2 separate regions of the Homo sapiens genome follow, and region 1 is linked to region 2. A link is a loop called in an ENCODE intact Hi-C map of the cell type or tissue named here. Cell type or tissue: CD14-positive monocyte. All regions are shown on one strand. Each heading gives the region's core, and the rest is flanking DNA. Links, peaks and the distances in the headings are about the cores only. Region 1 overlaps NAP1L4 (nucleosome assembly protein 1 like 4). Region 2 overlaps CARS1 (cysteinyl-tRNA synthetase 1).

The links. Hi-C counts contacts between places; a loop is a spot of excess contacts. Peaks named below come from ENCODE experiments on the same cell type or tissue, not always from the same donor. Only the 100,000 strongest peaks of a DNase experiment are listed, where the experiment ranks them.
Region 1: it touches region 2 in a loop (2.1-fold over the local background); 29 of 110 quality-filtered maps call a loop at or near these places.

What each region holds. Positions count from the first base shown.
Region 1 is chr11:2,972,436-2,980,766 of GRCh38, reverse strand. It overlaps NAP1L4 (nucleosome assembly protein 1 like 4), which reads left to right. Exons shown (of 16, transcript NM_005969.4): 2 at 1,530-1,560; 3 at 2,425-2,483; 4 at 4,644-4,743. The coding sequence starts at 1,547. Among named protein-coding and RNA genes, the nearest start is that of SNORA54, 13 kb to the right of the region's middle. In CD14-positive monocyte, for the core only: a CTCF peak has its summit at 5,011 (motif pointing left); a DNase peak (open chromatin) is centred at 4,986; H3K27ac peaks cover 2,717 bases.
Region 2 is chr11:3,033,920-3,042,250 of GRCh38, reverse strand. CARS1 (cysteinyl-tRNA synthetase 1) reads left to right here. Exons shown (of 23, transcript NM_001014437.3): 3 at 1-86; 4 at 1,267-1,355; 5 at 2,320-2,416; 6 at 2,959-3,057; 7 at 4,052-4,201. It overlaps CARS1-AS1 (CARS1 antisense RNA 1), which reads right to left. Exons shown (of 2, transcript NR_046580.1): 2 at 991-1,471. Among named protein-coding and RNA genes, the nearest start is that of CARS1-AS1, 8.7 kb to the right of the region's middle. RefSeq lists an enhancer at 1,001-2,200. In CD14-positive monocyte, for the core only: CTCF peaks have their summits at 4,600 and 4,800 (motif pointing left); DNase peaks (open chromatin) are centred at 4,360, 4,780 and 5,610; H3K4me3 peaks cover 1,710 bases; H3K27ac peaks cover 3,497 bases.

The DNA.
Region 1 (8,331 bases), core at 194-8,193, 61 kb after region 2:
TAGAACTGTTTTTGTTAAATATAGAGGGGTTTTTTTGTTGTTGGTTTTACCCTAAAGCTATGTGATTCAGTGGTTTGGGCTTTGCTCAGGTACTGAAGAATGAACATTGGCCAGTTTTCAGCTGGAACAACCGTTTAGCGAGGCCCTCAGGTGTATTTCCCACATCTGAGTTTAAGGAACTTCGTAACCACACCTGTATTATTTTACATTTAAGGACCTTTTTAAGCTGTGCATTTAGCTGTTACTTTAAATGCATTTAGATTAGATTTTGAAATTGTATAGGCCAGGCGTGTTGACTCACACCTGTAATCCCAACACTTTGGTAGGCTGAGGTGGGAGGATCTCTTGAGGCCAGGAGTTTGGGACTCAGCCTGGGCAACTTAGCCAGACCCTATCTCTACAAAAAATAAAATTAGCTGGGCATGGTGGCCTGCGCCTGTTGTCCCAGCTACTCAGGAGGCTGAGATGGGAGGATTGCTTGAGCCCAGTAAGTTGAGGCTGCAGTGAGCCAGGATTGCATCACTACACTGCAGCCTTGGTGACTGAGATCCTGTCTCAAAAAAAATGATAACTTTTTTTTAGTTTTATTAATATCAAGTTCTTCTATTTAAGAAGTAAATGCCCTAGAACACACCCTTAATATTCAGTTACAATGTCATCTAATTCTACCAATATAGAAATAATCATCTTTAAAAGTGGAATAATACTGAGTATATTACACAAGGTTTTTACACAAGCAATACATCCTCAGTGTAGAAGTAATGGAAGATACGGAATAAACAAATGCAATTAGAAAATAATCCCATAAGTTAATTTGAAAGTGTAAACACCAGTAAATGCTTTGACTTACTCTAAAATGGTTGGGCTATCATTAATGTATGTTTGTGTTGCCGAATGTATTATAAAAAATAAGGCAAATTAGAATTAATGTTATTCTGAAGTCTGGTTATTTTAGTGCCAATAAGATAATTTTATTTTATTTTATTTTTTTTTTTAGATGGAGTTTCACTCTTGTTGCCCAGGCTGGAGTGCAGTGGCATGATCTCCGCTCGCTGCAACCTCCGCCTCCTGGGTTCAAGTGATTCTTCTGCCTCAGCCTCCTGAGTAGCGGGGATTACAGGCGTGCACCACCACGCTCAGCTAATTTTGTATTTTTAGTAGAGATGGGGTTTCACCATGTTGGTCAGGCCGGTCTCGAACTCCTGAGCTCAAGTGACCCACCCACCTCGGCCTCCCAAAGTGCTTGGATTACAGGCGTGAACCACCGCGCCAGGCCGAGAAATTTTTTTATGAGTAAAGTTTGTGTGTGATGAAATGCACAGATCTGAAGTGTATAGTTTAATAAGCTTTAACAAGTGTATATACTCAGGTAACCTCAGTCAAGATCTAGAACATTTTCATCACTCTAGAAAGTTCCCTCCTGTCCCTTCTAGTGGACTCCATCCCACAGATAACCGTTGTTTAAAAAGTATATTGAACAAACATTTTTGCTTATGAATATAATTATTACAACTCTTTTTAATTTATAGGGGATAAAAACATTCAGATGGCAGATCACAGGTAAGCCAAAGTGGACTTTGTTTATTGGAGTTTAAAATTCAGTTGGTGAGCAACAGCCAAGCCATTTTTCAATAAATAATTAGAATCAAAGTTAAATGCATTTCAGCGTCTAGCTGATGGCTCATTTCTTGTGTATGTATTTGAGCACGTAAAGAAATTACTTCCGACATGAACAGTGCCTCAGACATTGACACTACAGATCTTTTATGGAAAGCAATCGTTTTGCTCTCCATGCTTTAACACCCCTGGGGTGAAGTTAGGTAATTTTGACACTCTCCTAACAGTCTGTAGTTGTCAGTGATCAAGTGGAAGATTTTGTTTTGTGGATTGAGGGTTACTTTTAGTTGTGTATATTATTTGATGTTTATTTTTTGTGAGGGAGGTGTGTCCAGGCATCTTTAAAAACTGTTTCATGGCTCATTTTACACTTGTTGTGGCTAATTTTACAAAGCCACTTTGGGCACTGTCTTAACTTGGTAAGACTGCCTTGCTCTGATCACATGAGCAGCTGACCAAACAGTAACATGTTCGTTGGTTGATGGGTTTGGTTTGAGGGCTGGGAGCAGATTTTTTGAGGAAAGAAGCTGTAGAAATGAGAGCTAAGAAGCTTTGGCTAAGGTTGGAAATAAGAACTTTGTAGGGCTTTATGTTTGGGAGAGGAGAGGGGATGTTACGTAGTAGAATATTTTTATAGCAGAGAGGACAGCCTCTGAGATAACATGCACATTGGTAGTTTTCTTCTGCCCAAATCTGACGTCACTGTACAGATACCTCTTAATATATTGAATAAGAAACATGTCCATTTGTGCTATGTCTTTGGAACTTTCTTTACAGTAATACTTTTTAAACATACTGTTGTTTTAGTTTTTCAGATGGGGTTCCTTCAGATTCCGTGGAAGCTGCTAAAAATGCAAGTAACACAGGTCAGTCCACTGCACATGGAGAGTTTGCATCCAGTATGGGGAACGTTCCTCTCTCTGGAAACATTTATTAATGCAAGTAAAGGATTCCTGTACTGCAGTGGTTTTAGGAAAGCTAGAGTAATTAAAATGAAAAATCAGTATCTCATTAACAAAAGATGTATTTATTATAGGAATTCAGACTCTACAGTAGTAAAGAGAGTAATAGTACAGTCTACCTTCTTGTAGCTACCATCAGTGAGCTTTAGTATTGATTAACAAATGACCAGTCTTTTTTCTTATTTTTGAGATGGAGCCTTGCTGTGTTACCCAGGCTGGTCTTGGACTCCTGGGCTCAAGCAGTTTCCTGCCGCAGCCTCCCAGGTAGTTGGGGCTACAGGCACAGACCACTGCTCCTGGCCATTTTTTTTTTTTTTTTTTAAGTCTATACCCTTTACTTTCCTTCCTTTGGAAAGCAAATCCTAAGAATGTCATTTTGTTCATAAATTCACAGATGTGATATTTTTCCACCATTAAAAAAAACTATATCTGTACTCCCCACTCCCTCCAAACTGTTTGAAAGCAAGTGGTGGATATCTATTTTCCTAAAACAATTCTACAATGTCATTACCAAGAAACTTAACACTGGAGCAATACCATTCTCTAATAGACAGTCATGCTCCTGTTTCCCTGGTTTTCTCAGCAATTTTTACCCCACGCCCGAATCTAGCACCTATTCAAGGATCATGCGTTTTGTTTTGTTCTAGAGTCATCTCCCTACCTTTTGCATCTTTTATTAATACATCAACATATCAGCGCTCTGGGCCACTGTTGTCTTATAGAATGCTCACAGTCTGGATTTGCCCAGTCGTTTCTTCCTGATGAGATTCAGGGTAAACATTTTGGCAAGAAGGGCACACAGGTAACATGATGCAGTGGTCGTTGGTTCCGGAGGCACAGGGTGTTGGCTCGGCACCTGCCCAAGGACACTGAGATTGATGATTAAGACAGTGCCTGCCAGACTTCTCTGTTACCAAGGTCCTTTCACCTTGGAAGCAATCTGTCAGGCACGTGTAGATATCCTCTTCCTCTTCAGCAAACTTTCACACGGAGGTTTTAGCACCCATTCATATGTGTTTGTATATGCATGTAGTATTTATATACTACACATGTGTACACAGTTTTATATATACAAATTACGTACCTTAAATACACTTCATGTGCTTCATGTTAGTGGTTGTGTTTGCAGTTCTATTATGAATGTTTAAAATTGAGTGCCTGCTTGGTGTGTTTGACTTACCCACATCATGGGAGAATACTCGGGATGGGAGAATACTCGGGATGGGAGAATACTCGGGTATGTACTGGCTCTAAGCAAGGGAAGGGCGCTGGGTTTGGATTTCTGTATTGTGTCATTAAGAGGGAGATTGTTAAGAGTCTGTGTCATGAGCCAGATGTCTGCCACTTCATAGTCACAACTGGGTAAAAGGACAGTCACTACCTTGTCAGGATCTCATTCATTGGTTTATTGGGAAATGGGCTTATAAATACAAACAGCTTGGTATTGTGAGCTCACTACACATGTAGGTTAGCCCTAAGTGGGGTGGAATGGTCAGAAGTGCTTCCTGGAGGGAGGTGGGTTTGGGCAGAAGGACATTCAAGGCAGAGGCGAGTAGCACATGCAAAGAAAACTTAGGGAACAGTGCTGGCAGAGAGCTAGTGAGCCTTGGGCTCTCCTGGACTGTGAAGTCTATGGCACCACAGTGAGCAAGGGAGCTAGTGGATGCTCTTTTACTTTGAGGAACTGATCTCATCTCTGTTCGTGGCTTCTGGACACCACCATGGGACTTGGGGGTAGACCATGTGAACTTACATTAATGATGTCCTCAGTTGTTTAAGTCTGGTGCTTAAACAGCCACAGTCCTGGTGAGAGCCAGGACTCTCTAGGTGTTTATTCAGTAAATTTGTAACTACCCATCAGGTGATTAACCCAGAGTGTTAAATGCTCTTAAAATAAATTTTAATTATTTTCAAAACATGTTTAAGAAGTCACTGGTGTATGTATTTAGAAATTAGTAGATGTAAATCTAGGCAAAGCTAAGTAGATATGTTACTAATTTTTGACTCTTGGCTATTGTGTGTGGTGGGCATATTTTAAATATGTTTGGTCTTAACTCTTCATAGAAAAGCTCACAGATCAGGTGATGCAGAATCCTCGAGTTCTGGCAGCTTTACAGGAGCGACTTGACAATGTCCCTCACACCCCTTCCAGCTACATCGAAACGTAAGTGTGCTGTGAATAGGGTCTCATGCAATTTGGAGAAACAAAAGGAAAATAAAGGAAAAACCACTTTTCAGTTCCCCAGAACAGGATTAAATGTTTTTTTCGTTCCAAGACATTGTCTATGAGAGACAGGCACTGGGATATGAGAGGAGTGACCCTACCCGGTGCCTAGGCTGAGAGTTTGCCTGGTGGATGGAGTAGCGTGACCTGTCAGTTCTGATAGGAAGTGCACAGTGCCATCCTGTGGAGGGCTAGAGGACTTCACAGATCATCTGAGTTGGAGAGGACAGCTGGTGGCTCCTAAGTTAAACTAAGAGAACCACTCCTTCCTGACTTACCCACATGAGCCTGTGACACCAACACCTTAAAAAAAAAAAACTGGGCATAGTGCCGCATGCCTATGAGTTTTCACTACCCTCCAGCCTGGGTGACAGTGAGACTGTCTTTAAGAAAAAAAAAAAGATGGGGTCTCACTGTATTTCCTAGGCTGGTTTTGAACTCATGGCCTCAATTGGTTCTCCCGCCTCAGCCTCTCAAAATGCTGGGATAACGGGTGAGCTACCGTGCCTGGCTGACACCTTTGCTTTCTTAAGAGAGGCCTATGTGCTAGATGTATTGCACTATGAAAATGATAAGGGTGGTGATCCTAGAATCCTAGGATGGCTCTTGTCAGGACCTCTCTTACTTCTGGAAGGAATTTTTGGTTTTTGAGTTGGAGTCTCACTGTTGTTCAGGCTGGAGTGCAGTGGCATGTAATAGTTCATTGTAACCTTGAACTCCTGAGCTCAAGTAATCCTTCTACCTCAGCCTCCAGAGTAGTTGGAACTATAGGCATGCACCACCATGCATGGCAATTTTTTTTTTTTTTTTTAAAGGGATGAGCTGTTACTGGGCTTCCATCTATAATTGGGTCAGGGCTTGGTCTCCCAGGAGGCCCCACCTTCCAGCTGGTTTCCCCAGTCAGGACTGCCAGGGCTATTACGACAAGAAGGGGACATTTATTTTTTATTTTTATTTTTTGAGACAGACTCTTGCTCTGTCATCCAGGCTGGAGTGCAACTTCCGCCTCCCGGGTTCAAGTGATTCTCCTGCCTCAGCCTCCTGAGTAGCTGGAATTGCAGGTGCACGCCACCACTCCCAGCTAGTTTTTTGTAGTTTTATTTATTTCACTGTACGTTCTGGAGTAGATGTGCTGAGTGTTCAGGTTTGTTACATAGGTATACATGTGCCATGGTGATTTGCTGCACGTGTTTTTTTGTTTGTTTTGTTTTGTTTTGTTTTTGTATTTTTAGTAGAGACAGGGATTTGCCATGTTGGCCAGGCTGATCTCCAGCTCCTGACCTCAGGTGATCTGCCCACCTTGGCCTCCCAAAGTGCTGGGATTATAGGCATGAGCCACTGCGCCTGGCCTAGAAGGTGACATTCAGAGTTTGCTTTGCCCATTTAGAAGCTTCTCAGAGATTACTTAGTGGGCAAGGTGTTTTGATGTTATTTTTTTTGCAGACTAGATTGATGGGATGGGGTGATACTGAGTGGGAGTGGCAAGAATGAGAATGAGTAATGGTTTCTAGTTTTCTCGCTTTAGAAACTGGGTTGGTGGGGTGGCATTCTGTGAGAGGAACTGCTTGAGTGGGATCAGGTTTATGTGGGACTAGAAGTGGTTCCATATTAGCCATATTGCAGGAAAAGTGCCGGCAGAGGGCTGGGTGTAGTTGGTGTGAATGATTGAAGGACTGTTGGGGGCACACTAGGGTCCAGTTTGTTTAACATCCTTTGTCTAAATGACGAGTTAATGGGTGCAGCACACCAACATGGCACATGCATACGTATGTAACAAACCTGCACGTTGTGCATTTGTACCCTAAAACTTAAAGTATAATTAAAAAAAAAAATCCTTTGTCATTTTACTTCAGTTGGAAAGCTTCAAAAATTAAACTAATTTAAAATTGTATAATTAGCCAGGCATGGTAGCTCACACCTGTAATCCTAGCACTTTGGGAGGCCGAGGCAGGCAGATTGCTTGAGCTCAGGAGTTCGAGACCAGCCTGGGCAACATGGTCAAACCCCTACTCTACAGGATGCAAAAAAATTAGCTGGGCATGGTGATGTGCCCCTGTAGTCCAACTATTCAGGATGCTGAGGTGGGAGTATCATTTGAGCCCAGAAAGTTGAGGCTACAGTGAGCCGAGATCGCACCAGTGCACTGCAGCCTGGGCAACAGAGTGAGATCCTGTCACAATAAATGAATGAATGAATGACCAGTGCAGAAAAGGGGTAAAAATGGCAGTGGGAGTCTACCATTTTGTTAAATTCTTTCTGCTTTTCCCTTTTTTTCATCTACTACTAGCAGTAGTTCTAGAATGTTAAGCATTATTTGAGAGTCTTTGCTTAAACTAAGGACCTTTAGCTTGAGGTAGCTGTGGTTGTATTTCACCCAGGAGAGTGGTCCTTTGGGATGCAAGGCAGTTGTTCTAATACCTCCCAGACCAGTGATATGTGTGTGTGACTTGCCTACTGCTCTGTGCTGTCTGTTGTTGGAGGGTAAGTCAAGTGCTTAGACTTGAAGACTCTGATTGTGTGAATGAGTATTCAAGATGCAGGACCCAGGGCCCTGCCCCAGGTAGATTATTTGGGTCTATGATGAGGCCAGGAATCTGCTGTTCAGTCCACATGATTGTGACCAGGGGCTTCGTTTTGAACAAATAGTTTTGATGGGTTAAACAAGGATTTTTCTTCTGATTTATAAAAGTTATACATAACAACTATTTTTTAAAACATAGAACAGAATTGAAAGGCAAACTCATAGTTGACCTGACTCTCCAGGACAAAGTTGTGTTGCCTGTGGTCTGTGTTTCTCAGATTTTTTCCTCCAGTGTGTTAACAAGTGTGGATTCCCACGTGGCACTAAATATTCCTGGACAGTGTGATTATGAATAGGCCATATTTGAATGCTGTTGCACTTGCATTGTCCAGTTTTTCACTTGTACAGATCTATCGACGGACACTCCAGCATAAATACTTGATTAGGATAAATTTTTTTTTTTCCTTTTGGTAAGATAGGGTCTTGCTCTGTTTCCCAGGCTGGAGTGCAGTAGCGCAATCATAGCTCCCTGCTGCCTTGACCTCACAGACTCAAGTGATCCTCCCACCTCAGCCTCCTGAGTAGCTGGGACTACAGGCGCACACCATCATGCCTTGCTAATTTTTTAAAATTTTTTTGTAGAGAGAGGTCTTGCTGTATTGCTCAGGCTGGTCTTGGAGTCCTGCCCTCAAGCAATCCTACCTTGGCCTCCCAGAGTGGTGGGATTACAGGCATGAGCCACTGCGCCCAGCCTTAAGGATAAATTCTTAGAAATAGAATTACTGGGTCCAAAGAACATTTTCAATATTTCTGCCCTTCAGAAAGATGAGTCAGTTAGAGGGCTTCTTGGCCCTTAGCCTCGTAAAACCTGGGTGTTTTGTTTTGGTTTTTAATTGCCAATTTGGTAAGGAAAAGCTGAGTGTTCTTAAATGTTTGCATTCTTTTGGATATTTTATGAAATTGAATCTTTCTTCATGTTTGACAATTTGTGTTTTTTCTTTTGTGAA
Region 2 (8,331 bases), core at 229-8,228:
GCCGGCGTGTGCAGCCCCAGTGGTCCCCTCCTGCTGGGACCCAGCCATGCAGACTCCACCTTTACAACAGCCTCACCAGGAACAAGGTAAGGAGAACACAGATGCCGTGGCACACGCACACAATGGGGAGGCAGGAGGCAGGACAGCCCATGTGCCTTGTCGCACAACAGACTTCTCTGTTCCTTGTGTTGGGATCTGGAGTTCCATAAATCCAGGTTTAAGATCCTTCAGTCACTTCCATGTTATAGTCTCTGTGGCCCAGAGGCAGAGCTGTCCTCTGAAACCCAGACACGTGAAGTATCATGCCTCATGTGGAAGCCTGCCCATGACTTCTGGGCATGGATCACCCTGGCTTGTCTCTCGGACTCTGCCCAACCATGAGTACTTGAGGTCATCCACAGCCACGCCTTTCAGGAGGACGCGTGGTTGCAGCAGGTGGCACTGTATGAGCCAAGCAGGATGGACAAAACGGCAAACTGGCTGGATGTTGTTGGGAGCACAGCAGGTTTTGAGAAGAAGGCAGGATTGGTTCCTAACAGAATGGGGTTTGCATGGTTTGCTTGGCTCAGGGCATGGCCAGTGACTCCAGTGATTTCAGACCAGGCTCTGGGCGGGGCTGCTTGGATTTCCATCAGGGAGCATGTTTGGCAGACAGAGAGTCAGGTGTGAGGGAGTTCATGGCCTTCCTTGGGAAACTGGTTGAGGATGATGCCCCCAGAGAGGTCTGAGGGTGCTGGGATGTTGGGGAGTGGTGCCAGAGCAGCACCACGATTCAGGGGTCCTGGCCTCCAAGCCGCGCTCCCCCAACAGGGACTGACCCTGGCCAAGTGTTGTCTGCCTCAGTTTCTTCATCCGTAAAAAGAAAATGACATAACCTACGTCCTAGAGTGTACTGCATATTGAATATTTAGCTCAGGGCCTGGCACATGGTAGGTACTCAGTAAATATTAGCTGTGTTATTGTTAAATAAGCAGCATTTCAACAATCAATAAAATCATTGATTCCCTTTATCGCCTCCCTCCATAGATGAGTAGAACCCCAGGGAGGAAGAGGCCCCACCCACCCAGGGCTCAGTTGGTGGGAGGTGCCGTACATCTCACTGGGCTCCCACTGAGACTGTGACTTTTCACAGTAAAACAAAATGGTCTCTGTTGAATTGTTTACACTAAACACAAACCACACTGTGATGTTTGTTGCTGTTTTTGGTAATCCTGTGCAGTGTTTCTTGCATTTCTTGTGATCGTCATTCCTTCATTCCTAACAAAGGAAGTGTTCATACCTCAAGATGGGAAAAAGGTGACGTGGTATTGCTGTGGGCCAACCGTCTATGACGCATCTCACATGGGGCACGCCAGGTAGGTCCACCGCGGGGTGTCCCTGCAGCTTCTGCAGTTGCACGCAGAAGTCAGAGCCATTGGGATCCACAGCAGCGATCTTAGGTCCACAAAGATCTTAGATCTGCTACAGAGACCTGAGATTTGAGGAATCAAGACTGAATTTCTTCTCTTATTTTTAAGATGAAAATTTTAATGCCATAAGTAATCTATATTCACTGCAGAAAGACTACAGATCACCAAAAAGAAAATGTCCATAGCCCCACTGCTAACATGCTGGACTCGACCTGGGCACTTTTTCTCACATACCTTAAAGTTTTCTCTCATCCCTCAAGCTCTCGTGGGGTCCCCAGATGCTGAGTTCCCGTGACACTCAGACCTGACAGGCCTGACGCTGGGTTGGCTGTGACCGCCCCCCGACCACTGGATGGTCATGGCTGTAGCTCCTGACGAGTAGCTGGCTGTTGGGGTAAATGCCACAGAGTCCTTTTATGTGTTCATGTTTTAGTTGCAGTGCCAAGGTCATGTATAGTCAACCCTTGAACAACCTGGAGGGTAGAGGGTGTGACCCTCTGCACAGTTGAAAATCCACACATAACTTTTGATTCCCCAAAAACTTCACCACTAAAATAGCCTCCTGTTGACCAATAGCATGCCAGTCAATGAACACATATTTTGTATATACATTACATACTGTATTCCTAATGATAAAGGAAGCCAGAGAAAAGAAAATATTATGAAGAAAATCATAAGGGAGAGGCAATATATTTACTATTCATTAGGTGGAAGTGGATCATTATAAAGGTCATCATCCTTGCCATCTTCACGTTGAGTAGACTGAGGAGGAGAAGGGGGGGTCTTGCTGTTTCAGGGATGGCAGAGAAAATCATATATAAATGCACTCATGCAGTTCAAACACGTGTTGTTGGAGGTTAAGCTATACATATCGTCTGGTGTGGAAATGTTTGTTTTTTCATTGCTTTAGGTCCTACATCTCTTTTGATATCTTGAGAAGAGTGTTGAAGGATTACTTCAAATTTGATGTCTTTTATTGCATGAACATTACGGATATTGATGACAAGGTAAAGGGAATTTGTAAGATTAAATTTTAAATGCAATTGGATGGTGTAAAAGAAGATAGAACTTTCGCATAAGTAAATAATGTAGGCTTGAGCTAGCTTGTGTTTTCACCTGATAAACATCATTTTAATCCCCTCAGTGAGTTAATATTACCACTTCTGCTACTGATATGATCATTTCTATGATGTTCAGACACGGTTAGAAACCTGCATGTTGCTCAGGGGTCGGTAGCCCTGGGTGTTTTGCAGAAGGAAGGCCTCCCACAGCACGCACTTCGACATGTGGCTTGCAGGGGAAGCTGGGGCCCCCAGGGCTCATTTCATTAAGCGTCAGAAAGATCATGTTAGGCCTTGGGCACTACTTGGCAGGTGGGAGATGGAGGGTGGTGTTTCTATTTGATGATGGTGTGCACGTCCGGGGCCCACAGTTGTCTCCCACCACCCTCACCCTCACTTAGAGTTGGCCAAGGGAGAGAGTGGCCTGCTGCAGAGGGATGCATGTGGGATCCAAGCATCACTCCCCAATGTCTGCCTTCCCTCCCCAGATCATCAAGAGGGCCCGGCAGAACCACCTGTTCGAGCAGTATCGGGAGAAGAGGCCTGAAGCGGCACAGCTCTTGGAGGATGTTCAGGCCGCCCTGAAGGTGGGCCTCTTGCTGTCTGCTCTAGAAACCGAGCCCTTTGCTTTCTGTTCTCGGTCCTTTGTAGGCTACTGTCCCTAGGGTAGTGTCAGTCTCACAGGCTTTCACAAAGTGTATGTTACTCAAGCCAGTTCCGTCAGGGGCGCTGAAGTCTCCATAGGTAAGGTCCCCTGGCCTGTGACAAAGTCACCAGCAAAGATGTACTGGAGTGGAGTGGAGAGTAGGTGACATTCCTGCCACTTACAGGAAAACAACTGAATTCATCACAGTGCCACTAATTACACTTATAAAAATGCTTACCAATATTGCTGTCTAATTTTCAATGCCAAGGTTACAACTAAATCAGAAACTTCTGCCCAAGATACAAAAGCTATACTAAGCTTTTTAATTTGGTAATACTGTAAATTTTCAGAATCTTTTGAAGAAATTAGTTCTCTCTAGTATTTTCATTCTGAATAACCATCGTTATATACTTATTTTTATTACAATAGTAAGAATAGGTCATTTTACTCTCTACTAATTATCCTTAGTAATTACAGTAATCATTATGGATATGCTTATGGCATTTTATCTCTGGAATTAAAAACAGGAATAAAATTAGAGCTGAGCAATCTTTTAGGTCAGTGAGGCCTGAGTACCTTCCTGATGGATGTGTCTGCAGCACACCTCAGAACACACTGGGTGGCCTACTTTTCCTCATCCCCAGAACAGCCCTAGAAATACTGCTCTCACACCCAATTTGCATTGGAGAAACTGAGGCACAGAGAGGTTAGGTGCCCTGTCCAGGGTCACACGTGAGAGGGCAGAACCAGGAGCTCCTGAGCCGGGAGCTTCAGTCTCTCTTAGTTCCTTACTGCCTGGCCACTTGGGTTGCACACTTCTCTATCTCTATGGGGCCATGGGAAAAACCGTTCTGTTTTCTACCTGGAATCACCTTTATGAATTTAGGTTTTGCTGAGCAGTATCTAATAGATTTGACGTCTCTTTATGGTTGCAGCCATTTTCAGTAAAATTAAATGAGACCACGGATCCCGATAAAAAGCAGATGCTCGAACGGATTCAGCACGCAGTGCAGCTTGCCACAGAGCCACTTGAGAAAGCTGTGCAGTCCAGACTCACGGGAGAGGAAGTCAACAGCTGTGTGGAGGTGAGGCTTCACACATCTCCCAGACAGCCCGTTCGGGTCAAATGTCGGGCCGTGCATAGACTGATCTGTGTGCACGGATTGATTCCACAGATTGTCTTAGTGGAAGACACTCTGTGTCTCCAGTAGCTCCACTGTGGCAGGCGGCCCTGTTCTGCGGTGGCTGAGTCAGTGCCCCTCCCCTCCCACACCCCTTTGCCCCATTTCCTGGGTGCAGAGCCTGTGCCACTGGAAGGAGACTCGGGATCCACACCCTCCCACCACTTCCATCAGATAGGCAGGAGGTGCACTTGGAACGTGGGGAGGCAGCCTTCTGTCGAAGTGTTCCAAGATTCTCCAGCGGACTCTCCCCACACCAGCTGGAGAAGGAGGAGCAGGGATTAACATTGAATTGAGCATTGAGGCCTGTGGGTACCTACTGAGCTTGGGGCCTTCACGTTGACCAGCTCTCCTGCCCCTGCCAATATCTCCTTCAGACACAGGGCAGAGACCTGGGTGCAGAGGGGACCCTGCCCTCTTCCTCAGGCCTTTCCCTGTGGCTGGCGCCCTGGACACAGTCAGGAAGGCCTTCTCCTTTGTGCCAGCGCCGCCTGCTGGTCACCCTTTAAGAACTCGATGGAAAAGAGAAGAGACGGCTGCAGCTGTGTGTAGAAAAAGAGGCCCCACTGAGGCCGCAGCCCTGCCTTCCCTCACCACTGCCCTGGCCCCACCTCAGTGATGGGGCAGGGAGTCTGTGTCTGCCCTTCGCCAGCATGTTTCTTTCTAGTTTGGTCTCTTCTGTGTCCTGACTCAGCAGATCGCTTCGTTGCGCCTGTTTCCAAACTTCACGGAAACACGCCACGTGTATGTAGTCGTCAGTGTGCTTTCACCCAAGCTGTGCTTCTGGGACGACCCACATGTGGTCACTGTCACTGCCTCAGTGCCTGCCTGGGAGCCGAGCTGTTTGTCTGTTCTCCTGGGACGGGCAGTTAGGTTTCCTTCTTACCAACAATGCTGCTGTAATTTTTTTCCCAGTTGTTCCACTAATATTCTTTTTTTTTTTTTAATTGTGGTAAAACACACATCATAAGAAATTTACCATCTTAGCCATTTTTAAAAACTTTTTTTTTGTAGAGACAGGGTCTTTTTGTGTCTGGTTTATTTTGCCCAGCATAGTGTGCCCATGGTTGACCCATGCTGTAGTGCATGTCAGACTCTGCTTCCTTCCTATGGCTGAATGATACTCTGTTGTGTATAGATGGGCCACATTTTGCTCATCCTTTCACCTGCCCGTGGACACGTGGGTTGTTTCCACCTTTTGGAGATGCAAGTAATGCTGCTATAAACCTGGGTGTACAAATATCTGTTTGGGTTCCTGCTTTCACTTCTTTTGGGGATATACACGGAAGTGGAATTGCTGGGTCATGTGATGATTCTATTTTTGATATTCTGCGTAACCACCGTATTGTTTCTGCAGTGGCTGCACTATTACACATTCCCACCCATAGTGCATGGGGTTCTGTTTTCTCCACATCCTTGCCAAAGCTTGTTATTCTTCATTTTTTTCATCCCAGTAGGTGTGAGGTGGTATACTGTGGTTTTGGTTTGCATTTCCTTAATGGCTAGTGATGTGGAGTGTCTTTTGCTGAACTGTGAGTTGTTTTGTGTTGTCTCTAGGTGGACATTTGCAAGTTTCTTTAGGCCATATACCTGCAAGTGGAATCGCTGGGTTGTGTAGGATATATGTGAGTGACTGTCGGGGGTTCCCAACACTGCCCACACATTCTGGGGCCCTAGAAGGACTCATGAGACTCGGCATCGAGTTATCATCTTGTCTAAGGTTTGTAGCAGTGACACAGCGAGGAGCAGAAGCTCAGGCGGAGTCTTCAATCATCCATGGGCAGGCTGCTGAAGCTTCCTCCCTGCCTCCCATGAGGGGACACAGCACACTCTCCCCCACCAGGAAAAAAATGCAGCCACATGTGTGAAATGTCCCTCCCTAGGGAAGCCCATCACATAGGCACCCTCTGCCTGGCACGTGCCGCAATTCCTGACTCCCCAGGAGGAAAGCTGGTGTTCCACCTGCATAAGCCACAGTGTTTGTTCAACAGCCCACTGGGGGCTGCTGCCACAGAGCTGGGTTTCCCGGCCTCTTAGCACAGGGGACATTTCAGCTCCTGGATGCCAGCTAATGGCCAGCTCTGTAGGCAGGCCTTTCTCAGGTGGCAGACACAGACCTTCTAGGCTCACTTTTATCTTCATAGTAGCCATATCAGAAATGTCTATATGGCCAGGCACAGTGGCTCACACTTGTAATCCCAGCACTTTGGGAAGCCAGGGCAAGAGGATCACTTGAGCCCAGGAGCTCCAGACCAGCCTAGGCAAAATAGTGAGACTCTATTTCTACAAAACTTTTAAAAATTAGCCAAGCATGGTGATGCAAGCCTGTGGTTCCAGCTACTGGGGAGGCTGAGGTGAGACAATCACCTGAGCCCAGGAGTTTGAGGCTGCAGTGAGCCATGAACACACCACTGCACTCCAGCCTGGGCAGCAGAGTGAGACCCAGACTCTTAAAAAAAAAGAAAGAAATGTCTATGCAAATTTCTTCTTCTTCTACCACATTTTGGGTGTGCTGTGTATTTGCACATACACCTGCATTTGTATTGTTGGATTCTTCCCTTTCATCAGTCAATGAATGTGAAGTGCTGATTGCTGTGGTTTGAATGTCCCTTTTTCCAACCTCTCCTGAGACTGAGCATCTTGTCAAGTGCTTGCTTCCAGCTGTGATTCTGTGCCCCCATCTCTCCCCCTTTCCCATGAGGTTATTGGTCCTTTTCTTACTGTTTTGTATCATTCTTATGTCTTCTGATACTAATTACTATGATTTGAATGTTTGTCCCCTCCAAAACTCATGCTGAAACTTAATCCCTAGTGTAACAGTATTAAGAGGTAAGGCCTTTTAGAGGTGATCGAGTCATGAGAGCTCTGCCCTCATGAATGGGTTAATGGATTAATGGGTTATCACAGAAGTGGGGTAGTTATCATGAGAGTGGGGCTGTTACAGAAGCCAGTTTGGCCCTCATGAGCCCCCTGGCCATGTGATGCTCTGCGCCACCTTGGGACTCTGGGAAAAGTCCCCACCAGCAAGAAGGCCCAGAACAGATGTGGCCCCTTGACCTTGAACTTTCCAGCCTACAGAATTGTAAGAAATAAATTTTATTTAAAAATTACCCATTCCCAGGCAGGGCATCGTGGCTCATGCCTGTAATCCCAGCACTTTGGGAGGCTGAGGTGGGCAGATCACGAGGTCAGGAGATCGAGACCATCCTGGCCAACATGGTGAAACCCCGTCTCTACTAAAAATAAAAAAAAAAAAATTAGCTGGGTGTTGTGGCGTGTGCCTGTAATCCCAGCTACTTGGGAGGCTGAGGTGGGAGAATCCCTTGAACCAGGGAGTCAGAGGTTGCAGTGAGCCGAGATCGTGCTGTTGCACTGCAGCCTGGCGACGAAGCAAGACTCCGTCTCAAAAAGAAAAAAAATTTTACCCATTCCCGGCCAGGCGCAGTGGGTCACGCCTGTAATCCTAGCACTTTGGGAGGCTGAGGCGGGCGGATCACCTGAGGTCAGGGGTTTGAGACCAGCCTGGCCAACATGGCAAAACCCCGTTGCTACTAAAAATACAAAAATTAGCCAAATGTGGTGGCGCGCGTCTGTAATCCCAGCTACTCTGGAGGCTGAGGCAGGAGAATAGCTTGAAACCAGGAGGCGGAGGTTGCAGTGAGCCGAGATCACGCCACTGCATTCCAGCCTGGGAAACAGAGTGAGACTGTCTCAAAAAAACAAAACAAAACAAAACAAAAAACAGAAAACAAAAAAAAGAACAAACAAACAAAAAAACAGAAAACAGACTAAGACACGAATTCATCTCTGTTACATGTTGGCATGTGTTTGTGTCTCTTAATTCTGTTCTGTTGGTCAAATTGTCCAGCCCAGACCAGGTGCAGTGGCTCGTTCCTGTAATCATAGCACCTTGGGAGGCCAAGGCAAGAGGATCCCTTGAGCCCAGGAGTTTGAGATCAGCCGGGACAACATAGTGAGACTCTATCTCTACAAAAAGTTTAAGAATTTAAAATTTAAAAAATTTATAAAAATTG